2 separate regions of the Homo sapiens genome follow, and region 1 is linked to region 2. A link is an interaction called in ENCODE POLR2A ChIA-PET data of the cell type or tissue named here. Cell type or tissue: A673. All regions are shown on one strand. Region 1 overlaps ATP2C1 (ATPase secretory pathway Ca2+ transporting 1). Region 2 has its middle 17 kb from the start of ASTE1.

What was found. ChIA-PET counts read pairs that join two places held together with the same protein. Peaks named below come from ENCODE experiments on the same cell type or tissue, not always from the same donor. Only the 100,000 strongest peaks of a DNase experiment are listed, where the experiment ranks them.
Region 1: POLR2A ChIA-PET joins it to region 2 with 18 read pairs; 4 of 35 experiments call an interaction of 5 or more read pairs at or near these places.

Annotation. Positions count from the first base shown.
Region 1 is chr3:130,899,635-130,907,634 of GRCh38, reverse strand. The region is part of intron 2 of ATP2C1 (ATPase secretory pathway Ca2+ transporting 1); the gene reads right to left. Among named protein-coding and RNA genes, the nearest start is that of ATP2C1, 9.6 kb to the right of the region's middle. RefSeq lists an enhancer at 6,401-6,450. In A673, no CTCF peak of the experiment used is centred here; a DNase peak (open chromatin) is centred at 1,824.
Region 2 is chr3:131,005,590-131,013,589 of GRCh38, reverse strand. It overlaps a transcript of ATP2C1 not described here. Among named protein-coding and RNA genes, the nearest start is that of ASTE1, 17 kb to the left of the region's middle. In A673, no CTCF peak of the experiment used is centred here; no DNase peak of the experiment used is centred here; H3K27ac peaks cover 695 bases.

The DNA.
Region 1 (8,000 bases), 110 kb after region 2:
CAAAGACATATAAACCAACAGAATAGAATTCAGAGTCTAGAAATAAACCCATAATTTCTGGTCAATTGATTTTTGACAAGGGTGCCAAGACATTCAATGGAAAAAGAATAGTCTTTTTAACAAACAGTATTGGGATAACTGGATATTCTATGCAAAAGAATGAAGGTGGGCCCTTATGTCACATCATATGCAAAAATGAACTCAAAATGGATCAAGCGTGAGAGTTAAACTATAAAATTCTTATAATCTTCATCACATTGAATCAGGCAATGGTTTCCTAGATATATAAAGCACAAACAATAAAAGAAACACATATATAAATTGGACTTCATCACAATTTTAAAAGTTTCTGATGTAGAGGATACCATTCAGAAAGTGAACAGGTAATCCACAGAATGGGAGAAATATTTACAAACCATATCTCTGATAATTATCTTATAAACATTGCTGCAGTGAACACTCTTAGGTAAACATCTTTGTATACTGGTACAAGTATAGAATATATTCCTATCCAGTATCCAGAATAAACGTATGTGTGTGTGTGTGTGTGTGTGTACACACATATATATAAAGAACTCTTACAACTCAACAAAAAAGTAAATAACCAAATTACAAAATGGTCAAAAGATTTGAATAGACATTTCTCCAAAGATATACAAATAACCAATAAGCACATCACACTTCCTAGTTGCAAAACTAACTTATCGCAAAATCTACAGTAACCAAAACATTGTGGTACTTGGATCTGCAAAGACTTATAAACCAACAGATTAGAAGTCAGAGTGCAGAAATGATTTTTGCATATGCTGTGAGATAAGAGTCCACCTTCATTCTTTTGCATGAAGAATCCATGCAAAAGATCCTTGACACATCATTAGTCATTTGGGAAACGCAAATCAAAACTACAATGTGAAACCACTTCATACCCCCTAGGATGCAATGGAAAAAAAAAAAAAAAACAGCAAAATGTTGGAGAGGATGTGGAGAAATTAATTAAAAGAAAGCCTCATACACTGCTAGTGGGAATGAAAAAATGGTTCAACCACTATGGCAGTTACTCAATAAATTAAAGATAGAATTACCATGACCCAGCACTTCTACTCCTAAGTATACACCTGAAAAAACTGAAAACATGTTTACACAAAAACCCATACATGAATGCTCACAATAGTGTTATTTTTTGACAAAAAGTAGAAACTGATGAATAAACAAAATGTGTATATCCATACAATGGAATATTATTTCATCGCAAAAAGAAATGAAGTACTAACACGTGCTAGAAGCCAGACATAAAAGGTCACATATTGTATGATTCAATTTATATGAAATACCCAGAACAGGCAAATCCATAAAGACAAAGTAGATTAGTGGTTACCAGGGGCTAGCGAAAGGGGAGAATGGGAAGTGACTGCTAATGGGTAAGGGGTTTCTTTCTGGGGTGATAAAAATGTTCTAGAATTATATCAATATACAATTTTGTGACTATACTAAAAACCACTGAATTATACACTTTAAAATGACAAATTTTGTGGTAAGTGATTCTATCTTGAAAAAGAAAAACCCAGTAAAGGACAGGGTCTACAAAATACTTCATGATTTACCACAGCTATGAGAGAATTAGTATTCATACTGTAGGTGGCTCCGGGTCTAAAACTGTGCATACAGAACAAATAAGATTTAGTCGATGGGCATGATTTCAAGCACTGACAGTTATGGGGCCACAGCTGATATCAATTCCCAAGTGTAAACGATGTAGAAATGAGAGCTGAAACTAAGGAACCAGGCAAGCAAGCCCAAGAGAATGATTGCCAAAGCACATGTCCTTTAACTGCTGTCTGGCAAAGCAATTACAGCTGTACCCAACCTTAAGCAAATCCAGTCCTTTTAAGAACACATCTTTATCATAAATAAATGGGAGAGGGATACTGTGCTATGATGAAACAGGATGTAGGAGGAACTTAAAACAGCATACAAACAATAACAAGTGAACCTAATTTTATTACAAGTGACTAACATAACCCTTAGGCAGGGATGAAAAGAACCCAAGTAACTTCTGAAAACAGAATTTGCCTGTATACCATAAAGTTAAAGACAAATATTGTACTCTAGTTTAAAACTGTGTTTCTCACCAGGGAATGAATAGGTCACTAATTCTAAAACTACTTTTGTTTGTGTGTACTCGGATGAAACAAGTAAGTCAATATACTGTGGTTGAGAACAGTTTCTCACCTTTGGAGAAGGAAGTAACAAAGAAAGAGAAAAGGGCTGAACAGGAAAAAAGACCAAAATGGACCCTATGGTGGAAGAACAGAACTGGCAGCATCACTGGCAGTTTTTTATTTATATACATAGATGGATAGATAAGAAAATAAAAACATATGTGTTCATACATGTTACCAAACATATACACTGCTAGCTCTATCTACTAAGAGAGCCTAGAAGCAATGACACCCAGTAGCATGGAGCACACCTGGCACCCAGATCTTGGTTTCTAGATATCATTCTCTAGTAAAATGAACTCAGCTCCCTGGAAAAATGGTTGATTCCATGGCTGGTGCAAGCAGGAAAAATACAAGATACACCCAGAACATCATGTGATACCAGAAAGTAAATTAGTGCTCACAAAATGAGAGAGGGTATTGTAGAAAAGACACAGGAACAAATTTTCAAGTGCCCTCAATAACCAAAGCGAGAATGACTTGAGCAACAATTACTGGATTTTAACCCATAAGGCAAAATATCCACAAAGCCATGTAAATAAATTAATTGGATAATTAATAAGTAAAGAGGACAGTACTTCCTTAATTGTAGAATTCCAAATATAGTAAGAATGAGTGAAATAGAAAACTCGCCATTAAGCAAAGACCAAAGCAGTAATAACTGCTGCCAGTTAAGAACCATTGATAGATAGCAAAACTTGCCCATGTAAAGTATGATGGAACACAGGATATTGCAAAACTGGCCCATGATAAGTATGATGGGACACAGTATATTTGCAGTACCTCCCCACTAGAGGAAGGTATTAATTACAAAGGAATTACTAATTATTATACAACTACAAGGTTAAAATGAACATTTATTATTACAAAGGAAAAAGCAGTAACTTTACAATGAAGAAATCTGGCAGACACAGCCTTAACCAAGTGATCACATTAACTTCACCCATCATAAGACATGCTAATCACGGGTGAAGATCTGACAACCCCATATTGAGAAACATTCTAAAAAATAACTAACAGTACTCTTCAAAAGTGTCAGTAACATTTATAAAAGATGAGAGAAAAAAAAGACTGAAAAGCTTAACAGATGGGAGGAGACTAACATGATGATAACTAAATGCAAGGTAGGATCCCAAATTGGATCCTGAACTAGAAAAAGGATAGTTTATAAATGTGAATGTCCTGGTTTTAATAATTATACTATGGTTATATAAGATGTTAACATTAGGAGTAACTGGGCAAAAGATATCCAGGACCTCTTTGTACTATTTTTATACCTTTTATGTAAGTCTAAAGTTATTTCAAATTTTAAAAATCAACATAATTTTAGAAGATTTTAGAAAAACCTCTCAAAGTAAAGTAAATCTTTCTACCATAATTGAATTTGCATCCAACAGTTAACTACATCTGAATTATACTGCCACTCTGGGAAGAATTTGGCATTTTTTGATCATTAAATTAAAAAGTGGGCATAATACTCCATCTACTGATACATCTGTTTGTATAAATTATTCTAGGTTTGAAAGAAATTTGGTACAAGGATGGAGGAAAGGGGTATCATACCATCTACATATTTTTTAAACCCGTCCATTTTGTTGCCATCCTATATTAAGCATGCAACCAGTGTTTTTTAAAGCCTTCAGTGAGCAACAATTATTTTACTAGCAATACAGAAGATGGAAAGGAAAGGAAAGGAAAGGAAAGGAAAGGAAAGGGGAAAGGGGAAATGGGAAAGGGGAAAGAGGAAAAAGGAAAGGAAAGGGGGGAGGAAGGGGCAGAAGGAAAGAAGGGAGGGAGGGAGAGAAAGAAAGAAAGTTTTTTTAGATTCCTTTATACCTTCTCCTAATACCTCCCCCACCATGACCAATGACATTCATTTCATAAAGCAGCTAACTGGTGAACCTAATTTTACAGGCTATGACAAACCAAACCCTTATGAAAAGACATTATGGTGGCATTCTTAACACCCTGTGCTTCCAGACCTAAATAACTACAGGTACAATGGGGAGCCACGTAAGCCTTTAAAAGCAGTTGACAGTCAAATACAATTTAATATCATTTAAAGCTACCAACTTTGAATCCTATAGGGTTAAGTTAACCGATAATTTATTTGCTGTCACAAAATGTACTCTGTTATTATTTTCCATGTTTAAGTGGTGTTCCTCAAAAGCTAATTTTTCTAACCAACTAATTAATGAATGGAATATTTAAATAATCTTAGTTTAAGATGAAAAACAGGCAGGTTATTTCTAAATTCCACCTGCAATTAATAAAACGTACATTAGTAAGTCCAATACATAGTTTACCGAACTCAAGGACTTTTACCTACAGTAATTCCATTCTATAGATGGAGAAAATAATGTATAGTAAGAGTAAACCGGTTTTTTTCCTAAAAGGAAAGAAATAGCAGCAAAGAATTCCAGTGACTCCCTAAAAATGAGAATGCCACACAACTATGTACATGTAAGGAGACTTTAAACACTGAGGCTATGACTGGAATAGATCACTAAGGGATTGGTATTAGAGATGAAAATATCGGTGGTCCTGTCCCTAACACCACTGAAACATTCAACACCTTACAAAATAAAGGGAATATTCAACACCTTACAAAATAAAGTAAAAAGACACCCGACAAGCAAAAGAAAGCCACCTAATGAAGACCCTAAAAAGGAAATCTAAGGAAGAGTTCTGACTTCGGGGGGGGTCTAGTTAGAATAAATGGATAAAAAGGAAAAAGGCAATAGACATAGGAGGTCTAGCATTTTCCATGAGAAATAAAATTCAGTACATTTTGGTCTTGATTTCAAAGAATAGTAAAATTGCTTCCAAACAATAACAGTTCTGTGAGCAATAAATAATACATAAAATGTATTTACAGGCTAAAAAGTAAAATTTAAGGGCTTAACTTCATTGATCTACACTAAGGGTTTAACTTCATTGTCTACTGCTAGGTGAACACTAAATACTGAATCCTGAAATAGTACAAACCCAAACCAAAGTATAATCAAAATCATAATTTGATAAAACCATGAGAAAAGCATTAAGATTATAAAAGCTACTCTATGTTTCCTAGGCATCCCACTCACCTCTCAGAAAAAAAAAAAAAAAAAAAAAAAAACAAAAAAAAAAAACGTGAAGCCTTGAAATTAGCAGTTAAAAGACCAAAAGTAACTCCCCTAAATCTATTCATCAAGTAAGGTAAGGGAAATTAGGATTTGCTGAGAGGCTCTTTCATGCCAGGCACTTGTACACACCCTGCCTGGTCTAATTCTAACAAACCTGAAGTAGTCATAATCTCTTTACAAGTGAGGAAACCAAGGCTTAGAGGAGTCAACTTCCTTGCCGTTTGTTAGAACAGTGTTTCTCAATCTTGGCACCATTGACATCTGGGGCTAAAAAATTTTGAGGGTGGCGGGGGGAGGTAGAAGATGCTGTCTTACGGATTGTAGCATGCTTACCAGCATCCCTGGTCTCTACACACTGGATGCCAGTAGCATACTTTGAGTTGTGACAACCCAGCATTTCTCTAAACATTGCCAAATGTCCCCCGGGGGCAAAACAATCCTGAGATGAGAACCACTTAGAAGGAAGAAGCCAGCATTTTCATTCAATTGACAGTAGGTACGTCCCAGAGTCTGTTCAAGATGAATAAAGGACAAATTGAGGTCTCTGCCTTCAAGAGCTCACTTTGAATCCTGGTGCTTGATTTAACACCTCTCTCCATGCATAGCTATATGAGCCTCACATCATGACAGTCTGACCTATATATTCCCTTCAGCCAGCCCCTAAATCGGCTCACTCCTTCAACCACAATCAATGGCACCTTCACTGACCCAAATGACATCTTGCAGTCATGTCTGATTCAACTATTCCCTTAATTCTCTGTATCTAGTCACTGTCCAAGTCCTGCTGATTTTTCCTAGGAGTAAAATATCTCTGTCATCCATCCCTACCCTTCATTCCCATTACTCTAATATAGATACAAACCACACTCCCTTTATCTTCTAACAGATGAAATCAGGAGTAACTAATCTCTCTTGGCCCCTCATATGAATTAGGGGTACATATCAAGATATAATAACTGATCTACCAACTTTTAGGATAGAGGGCTGGCAGACTTCAGAGCAGTCCCCAATGACCACATCTTTCTCTGGGGTGGGGAGGGATGCTGGAATTTCTCATCTGATACTAGTTTCATAAGCCAAATATTAACTCTTAAGTAAACAGTAACCCTCACAAGCATTAAGAAAAGGACACAGCAGAAATTAGTTTGCATACCACTACAAAGTGGTTTGCATGCTATTTCTGGCATTTGTGCCATGAACTGCTTTTGCCTGCTTCAAAAGAAGGTAGAACTGACACTCAACAGAGCAAGTAAGGTACAACTCCCAAGCTTAATTAAGCCAACTAATATTTCCACCCCTGATGATGTAGAAACCTAGATGAAGGCAGGTAAAGCAAACATGCTGCTAGGGAAACACTAAAAATAGATGGCCAAACAAAATCTAGTGAAATGCCTGCATACAAAGAGAGATATAAATCTCATATATAACATATACAAATAAAATCACAGCATCAAAAGGCTAATTTATTTATACTACAAATGAAAAAGGCTCCGATTTAAGATGAGAGGAAATCCAGGACCTGGTTCAAAGTTGGATCTTGCCCTTAGGCAGAGAATAACAGAACGTTTATGTACTAATGTACTAATGCTCTATTCTTTTTAACTTCAGGACACCATAACCAAGATAAATTTCTGAAATTCACAACTTAACCAAAACTTTTAATTTTTACTTTGCGTGTTTAAATTTTCAAAAAAACACATTTACATATTCAAAAAAAAAGTCTGATGAGTGACATCCTAAATATTTCCACTTATTATTTCTGAGTTTTCCTATAAAAGGCTGATGGCAAATATATTTATTATTTAGGGTCCTGCTTTTTCCAACTTTATCAAGCTGTTTTAAGTAAGTAAATAAATAAATGAAAGTAATTTCTATAAGGATGCATCAATATCTCAAAGCTTTCTAAAAGAATAAAGAATGTCATACTAAAGCTGGGCACGGTGGCTCATGCCTATAATTCCAACAATTTGGGAGGCCAAGGCAATAAGACTGCTTGAGTCCAGGAGTTCAAGACCAGCATGGGCAATATATCAAGACCTCGTCTTTAAAAAAATTAAGAAATTAGCTGGGTATAGTGATGTGTGCTTATAATCCCAGCTACTCAGGAGGCTAAGGCAGGGAGATCGCATTAGTCCAGGAGTTAGGGGCTTTGGTGAGCTATAATGATGCTACTGTGTCCCAGCCCAGCCTGGGTTACAGAGTGAGACTCCATCTCAAAAAAATAAATAAATAAATAAGCACAAAGGGAAAAAAAAGGATGTCATACTAAATTAACGTATTTCCTTCTGAGGGAGGGACACGAGTTTAGGTCAGCATGTTTACGAAATGACCAAATGTCAAACCAAAAGGCCTTTACTTAAGAAAGCAATTACAACTAACAGGTATATTAAATAATTCCAATTCACACATTCTCTAATACCTATAGCAGAATTAAAAAAAGCAGAGATAGAAATTGAATCAGACACCCAGTTACGGCCATCTTAAGATAATGCTTCTGACCCCGACTATTACTGTCTTCTGTCTATAATCTAGGACAGCTTTTCAACATTTCATTCAAACTTTTTCTAAACACATCACAGGTTTAGTCTAAACCAACCTAATTTAACACAATTGGTGTAATTTATTTGTAATTCTACGATTTATACTTTTGTCGTAG
Region 2 (8,000 bases):
CTTAGTCAATGAGACCATGACAGGATTGAAGAGCACTTTAGGTGCACTCCAGGTTTTAAAGGAGAAGTTGAAACTAATGGCTTCAGCCAAATAAGAAACAGCATCCTGAGCTGTTAGACCTGGAGAAGGAGGAAACAGTGAGAAGTGAAAATATCAAGAGATATATGCAGCAATACCAGACCCTATGCCCTCTTTATACTACAGATTTTGACCCATTAATGAGATGTGAAAGTATTTAATGAGTCATACCCAGCATTTTTTAATGAAAAAGTTAGAATGGAAAATATCAGATATACATATCATGTATTAGGTGATTGTGTAAAATATATTCCTTACTGTGGACTGTAGGGAAGAAGTTTAAAAGGTACTGCTCTGGAAAATACTGCCAAATAGAGGCTGCTAAAATTAGAAATACCCAGAGTTCTGAAAGTGCCGGCCAGTTCCAAATGAGAACTTGAAAATAAAGAGAACCAAGTAGAATAAATGCATTGGGCAAGATCTGAAAATATACTCAACCTTCATTTTACTTGTATTCATACAAATTGTGTTCTTCCTTCTGTACTCTCCCACTGGTATATTCCATCAGGAATAGCCCTAAAGGTAGCTTTAAAGCTGCCATTTTGAGCAGGCCTATGTACAGTTCCTAATATCTGATAAACAATTTTCTTTACTTTACTAGAATTACCATACTCTTAGAGAAATAAGCCCAGCATCAGCCAGTGTCAAACACACACCTGCCAAGTGTTGACTTTTACAAAAGGCACAATAAATCATTTGCCCCTAGAGTATTCAACCCTAACAATTACTTTGTTAAATAAGAGTTCTTGAAATAAGGAAATTTTTATTATTTTCAGAGGATTGCATGGGAGTTCCTCAGTAAGGTTATTTTTATAACCTTACTAACAACCATCTCCAAAGAGATGGTTACTCCCAGAAGAATCAAGAAAAGAGTAGTCAAGTACATCTATTTTTGAGAAGAAATGTTACTGGAAAATAAGGTATCTAATGAGGACTATAAACATGTGAGACCGGTGCTGGATGTAGTGGCTCACACCTGTAATCCCAGCACTTTGGAAGGCCAAGGCAGGCAGATCATTTGAGGTCAGGAGTTCAAGACCAGCCTGGCCGACATGGTGAAACCCCGTCTCTACTAAAAATACAAAAATTAGCCGGGCATCATGGAGGGCACCTGTAGTCCCAGCTACTCAGGAGGCTGAGGCGGGAGAACTGCTTGAACCCGGGAGACAGAGGCTGCAGTGAACCGAGATGGCGCCACTGTACTCCAGCCTGGGTGACAGAGCAAGACTGTCTCAAAAAAAAAAAAAAAAAGAAAAAAGAAAAACCATGTAAGACCGTTGTTATATCAAATCCTCCCTACCTTGATTCCTGGAGTTTGAAGCTAATCTGGAGACTATATTAATATAACTGTCCCATTTCCTGGGTTATCATCAACACTGCTTCTTAAAACCACTGAATTACATCTACCATGTTTTTCTTTCATTAAAAGTGTCCTCCTCCAGCAGAAGTAATAAGTCAGGTTCCTTTCTCTAACCATGGCACTCAGGACCATTCCACTGAAATTATCCAGCCTTGCAGTAAAGCAGTGACAGTCTAATAATGTCCCTTTAAGTATACTACTCTGGTGTATATCTTCTCCTACATGTATTAGATGAGAGGTCACAGGCACTTCACAGGAGTATGTAAGGTGGTTCACCGAAAAATGATGACATAGCACCTGAACCCCCTGCAGAAGACATTCTTGTTCAGGCTGCTTGGGAGACAACACACAATGAAATGACAAGAGATTATTTTATTAAGTTGGTGCAAAAGTAACTGTGGTTTTTACCCTTACATAAAGCAGTCTGTCAAGTGCAAAATGGCAAAGTGCAGACTGAATACTACAATAAGGAAACAGCGGTCACCAGGATGAGAAGAGGTTAAATCACAAGAAGATTCTCAGACCTGGCTTTTGACCTGGCTTTAAAGAATAGGAATTTTAAAATTGAGATCAGATATACATTAGGAACACCTGTGTAGAAGCAGAATATTGTACATCCCATATTCCCTTTCCAAAATCTAGTTTCCTATGTTTGCAATCAAGTGATTAGGTCCTGCTCTTTCTAATTCAGTTCTAACAAATGAAATCTCATCTTAGGCTTTGGAAACTGTCTTCAATTAGCAGTTCAAGTAACAAAAGGAACTCTGGGCAGCTAAGATGAATAAATTTTAGAGAGAAAGCTGCAGAGACAGGAAAACTTTTACTATAACCTAATCATGTTCTGTATTTAGTGGTGATAAAATTATACTGGAAGTCTATTTTTTAAAAGCACTTTTTGAGACACCTGGACCTTGAAAGTTTAATATGCATCCTGTAAATATAATCACAGGTCTTTCATGCCATTTGATCATGGGGAAAGAATTCAAATTAACCTTTTGACATCTGAATTTGAATTTCAGAAGATAAAGACCATAGCTAAAAAGCCCTTAGAATTATCTTTTTCTCCTTTGTGCACAAAAGGAAATAAATCAATGACTATGCCTCAGTTGCCCTACTTGCAAAATAAGGATTATAACAGTCCAAATTATTGTGTAAAAGATACAATAACAAGTATATTTAAGTTACTTAGCACAGTGCCTGATACTAAAAGTGTGTTATAAGTGATAGCCATTGTTATATCCGCACATGAAAAGCCAGGGCAAAGCAAGGAATGTGGGAAGAAGTGAGTGAGTGTTAAGCAGTACAAAGATTAAGACAACGTGAGACCAGAGTTGCCACAGGTTTAAGAGCAGAATTTTGCAGAGGCAAAGGAGATCAACACTATCAAATATGGTGAAGAAGAAAGATGGGCAGGAATGTGAGAATATTATAGCAACTCCAGCCGTAGCCACACTGGAAAGGGTAGAAAACTACCAAGACAATTTCAATGGGCAGCCAAGCTCAAACTTAGAAAATAATGAAAAAAGACCAGAAGGAATTATCCCCATGTGAGTACCTGTCCCCCTTGAGCCCTTTTTCCTATGTTCAGAGAGTTTTCTGTAGTGTTTTTAAAGCCCAATTTGAAAGAGCCCTTGGCATGTTTAAAGATAGAAAAAGGTGGCCGGGCGTGGTGGCTCACACCTGTAATCCCAGCACTTTGGGAGGCTGAGGTGGGCAGATCACGAGGTCAGGAGATCGAGACCATCCTGGCTAACATGGTGAAACCCCGTCTCTACTAAAAATACAAAAACAATATCAGCCGGGTGTGGTGGCGGGCACCTGTAGTCCCAGCTACTTGGGAGGCTGAGGCCGGAGAATGGTGTGAACCCGGGATGCAGAGCTTGCAGTGAGCCGAGATCGTTCCACTGCACTCCAGCCTGGGCAACAGAGCAAGACTCTATCTCAAAAAAAAAAAAAAAAAAAAAGATAGAAAAAGATGAAGAGCAGATATTACCATTTCCTAGGAATTTCCTCTTCCTGCAACTACCAGGGTTATAACCTGGCCCTACTCCATAATCCTAAGGAGGCCAAACCCAGTTTTCCCCCTAGCAAGTTTGCCAGATTTCACTGGGTGCTGCTCTCTACCACATGCTGTTTGGCTGGCTGGTGTACCATTTACCTGAGCAGCACCTGGAAAGCTGTCACTACCAAGACCAGGAAGTTCCATAAAAGGATAAACTTTCAGTGGTGCCTGACTCAAAATATGACACTGTATTTTCAATAAGACAGATGTGGGGTACTTGGTGTTTATCTCGTAATGTCTTAATGACACATTTCAGTCATCACAGCTGAAAGTGATTCTGCATCTTGTACCAATTTGAAATTAAATACTACTCTTGGAAAAATGTATTAAAAACATTACACCCCACTTTCAGCAACAGCTTTCTGAGCCATACAGGATAAGCTGCTTCTGCATTTCTTTCCAGAGGTGTGAGTAATACCAAATTCAAGTCCATCCAGCTGTAAAAATTCTAAGACGAGAACTTCATGTTAAGGAAGGAAGTTTTAAAATTTAAAAGGCGTGACTGCACCAGGCCATATAACAGTCTGTTAAAATGAGAGAAGTAAATGAATGAGATAATACATGAAAGAAGTATTTCCAGCTAGTTTCACTGGATTCTGTTTTTAGGGACAGAAATCAAATGAAAAATGAACATGCTACAATGCACATGCAATCTCTTCTATTCCTGCTACTCCTGAAAACATTCTATTTGGTTAAAATAGCTAAGTCTTTCTCTCAAAATATAAATATATTTTTATATTTATGTATACATGCACATATACAGTCACCTTTTGGTATCTGTGGGAACTATGCAAATATGTTTTGGTTTAGAATGTTCTGTTCTGAAAAAATGAGTTAGTGAGTATATTTTTTCCCTAAGACTGAGCTGTTAGGATAGTTTAGTTTCTGCTATTACTAAATGTTGTCTTCTCTAAGCAAGATAACATACTTAAGCCTATTCAGATTAAGCTTTATTTCTCTGGGTTTGTACAACCAATAGGAGGGAAACCTCCACTTCTCTTGTGCATCCAAGAGGTAGAAGTGAGCCCATCAACCAGATAGGAGCAGACTGCTTCAGATGGATAAAAAATTGGGTGAGCAAAGAGAGAGAGATGGGAAGCACAATTCAGATGGGACGGCAGATCAGAACACTCCAGCCACTGTAAGAACAAGAAGCCTTGATAATGTGATGGCATGTCCTCCTGGTTGATGATGTTTTAACAACAGTCTGAGACACTCTGACTTTCTCTACATGGGGGCCTTGATGGAGACTCAGAGTAGTCACTGACATCAAATCTGCTACCAAGAGCATCCATTCAAGAGAGAATATACTGTTGGGAGATTGGAGGGTAGAGAAAATTGATGGTACTTCCTTTCTAATCCACTGAATGCAAGGTACAGGGCCTATTTTCCTCTTTTTGAATATCTAAATGAGTAGGCAAACTTTCTACAAAGGGCTAGATAGTAAATATTTTAGGCTTTACAGGTCATATAGTCCCTTGCAACTGCTCACCTTTGCTGCAACTGCTCACCTTTGCTGCCACAGCATGACAGTGCCAATAAACAATATTGTAAATGAATGTGGATAGTTGTGTTCTAATAAAACTTTATTTACAAAAATAAGCAACAGGAGAATTTGACCAGCATGGCACAGTTTTTCTTTTCTTTCCTTTTTTTTTTTTTTTTTGAGACAGTCTTGTTCTGTTGCCCAGGCTGGAGTGCAGTGGCGCAATCTAGGCTCACTGCAGCCTCCACCTCCCAGGTTCAAGCAGTTCTGGTTCTCAGCCTCCCAAGAAGCTGGGATTACAGGGATGCATCACCACGCTCTACAGATTTTTGTATTTTTAGTTTCGCCATGTTGGCCAGACTGGTCTCGAACTCCTGGCCTCAAGCAACCCGCCTTCCCCAGCCTCTCAAAGTGCTGGGATTAAGGGTGTGAGTCACCATGCCTGGCCATAGTTTCTACACCAAAACTAAATAATAGCTCCATGTGGGTGAGTTAAACAAGATCAAATTAAACTATTTCCCTAACTTGTAATACCTCTAGCTGATGCATGGACCATCCAACCATCCAGACCCACTCCACATAGAAAAATACTTACAAAATCTAATGCAATCCTATTACGCAACCACACAGATGAATGAGACAGGAATAGGAATTAAAACATACTAATTTATAGCTTGTTAAAATTGATCTAATAATGCTTAAATGTAAAGTTTGTCATGTCTTTCCTATCAGACATACATTTTCTACAGTCACCTATTTGTAAGATGCACATATCACGTGTTTCACAGTATGCCTGCAAGATGCAGACCTGATAAGAGCAATGGTCCAGGCATTATATGGTATTTTATTTATGACCCTAAGATGGCACCAAATTGTCACTTGTCAACTAAAGGGCACTTTGGTATACTTATCAGAGAAAACTTTAATAGAAAGTTCTTTAATGTAGTTGAGAAGATTAGTAATTTTTTAAAAAACTGTATTAAAAGGCACATTTTTCAAAAGCTACAAATCCAGAGCCCAAAAATGGATCTCTGGAATTTATATAGAACAGTTTGCTCAGTTTCTGGCATTGAGTGCTCATAACAATGAGATGTGGTTTCTACTCAAAAGGGTTATTAAGTAGAGCAATGCAACTATTGCTTAAGAAATAATGATTCTGGGGCACCCTTGGGTTAAATATGAAAAGAAGTTCTGTCAGGCCTAACAGCCATGAAGCCACCACAGAAATGTGGGCCTTTGTCAGTATATTTGTCAGTTTGGCCAGATTTGCGTAAAACAGGATAGGAATAGCAAAATCAGGTGTGTACGGTGACCTGCAAATGAAACACCATCTACCTGGAGCAGCTGTGCAAGCACAGGCTGTTACATCATATATGTTCACGTGTACACGAGAACACCAGCAGATTTACATTAGAAAAGGATTTCTAAGGATAAAAACTAATGGCTCAAATAATTGTTTTCACTTTTCTCCCCAAACTTTGACATTTAATTTTGAATGAAAGAGATCACCAAATTTCTGTTTAGATTTATCAACAAGTGTTTTCAACTTAAATTTTTAATGCTTTCTAAAACATAAAATCCCACAATTTTATATGCAAACTTATTGCTACATTCAAAGAGTGTTTACAAGAAATGAGGCTGGGCGTGATGGCTCACGCTTATAATCCCAGCACTTTGAGAGGCCAAAGTGGGCAGATTGCTTGAGCCCAGGAGTTTGAGACCAGCCTGGGCAACATGGCAAAACCTAATCTCTACCAAAAAAAAATACACAAAATTAGCTAGGTATGGTGGCATGCACCTGCAGTCCCAGCTACTTGAGAGGCTGAGATAGGAGGATCACTTGAGCCCAGGATGTCCAGGCTGCAGTGAGCCATGATCACACTACAGAGCAACACCCTGCCAAAAAAAAAAAAAGTGTACAAGAAACTGTACTACACACACACACACACACACACACACACACACACAAACACACACTAGAAATCTGGAAAGGTTATTCTTGTTGGCATTTCACTGGGCTCTGAAGTAGAGGTAAAAGCTCTGATTCTCAACATTGGGACAGAGAAAAAACGATTTCAACTTAAAGTAACACTGTCCAAAATGATCTGGAAGTGGACTGTATTGGAGCATTGTGTAGGATATGAGGCTAGAAAGGCCAAAAAAATTACGAGTAAAATTTAAAAAAATAAACAGGCCAACCGTGGTGGCTCATGCCCGTAATCCCAGCACTTTGGGAGGCTGAGGCGCATGGATCACCTGAGGTCAGGAATTCGAGACCAGCCTGACCAACATGGTAAAACCCTGTCTCTACTAAATATGCAAAAATTAGCTGGGCATGGTGGCACAGGCCTGTAATCCCAGCTACTCGGGAGGCTGAGGCAGGAGAATCACTTGAACTCAGGAAGCAAAGGTTGCAGTGAGCCAAGATCGCACCACTGCACTCCAGCCTGGGCAACAGAGCAAGACTCCTTCTCAAAAAACAAACAAATGAAAAACCAACATTGTTTTCTACTCTTCTGCCATAATTACTCATTCAGAGTAAGTAGCTGTTTTCTAATGGTAATGTTATTTACTCATTGGGGTTTCCTTACGTGGCATACCTTAAGCTATGTGGTATGCCACATAAACAGACACACACATATACACACACACACACGCTCTCACCTCTTAGAAAGTGTCTTACTACATGTATCAAAAAAATTGCTACCAGTAATTCAGATCAGTGTTTTCCAGTCAGTAACCTTAATAACAGATTCCCTATTAACATTCAACAACAAAGGAGATTGAAATATTATCTTGTCCTTCTGCATTTTGAATTTACACAACTGTTTGCTGATTAATAACTATGCTAAAGGAAAGTTTTTAAAGAAAATCTTATTTTGTGAAAGCTGAGTTTACTTTGACTTATCGCTTAATTTAACAACAACAAAAAAAATGGATGCTTGTTTTTCTACTAGCTTATAATTAGTCAGCTATAGCTTTGATTAACACATCCGTCTGGGAAATCTCAAAGA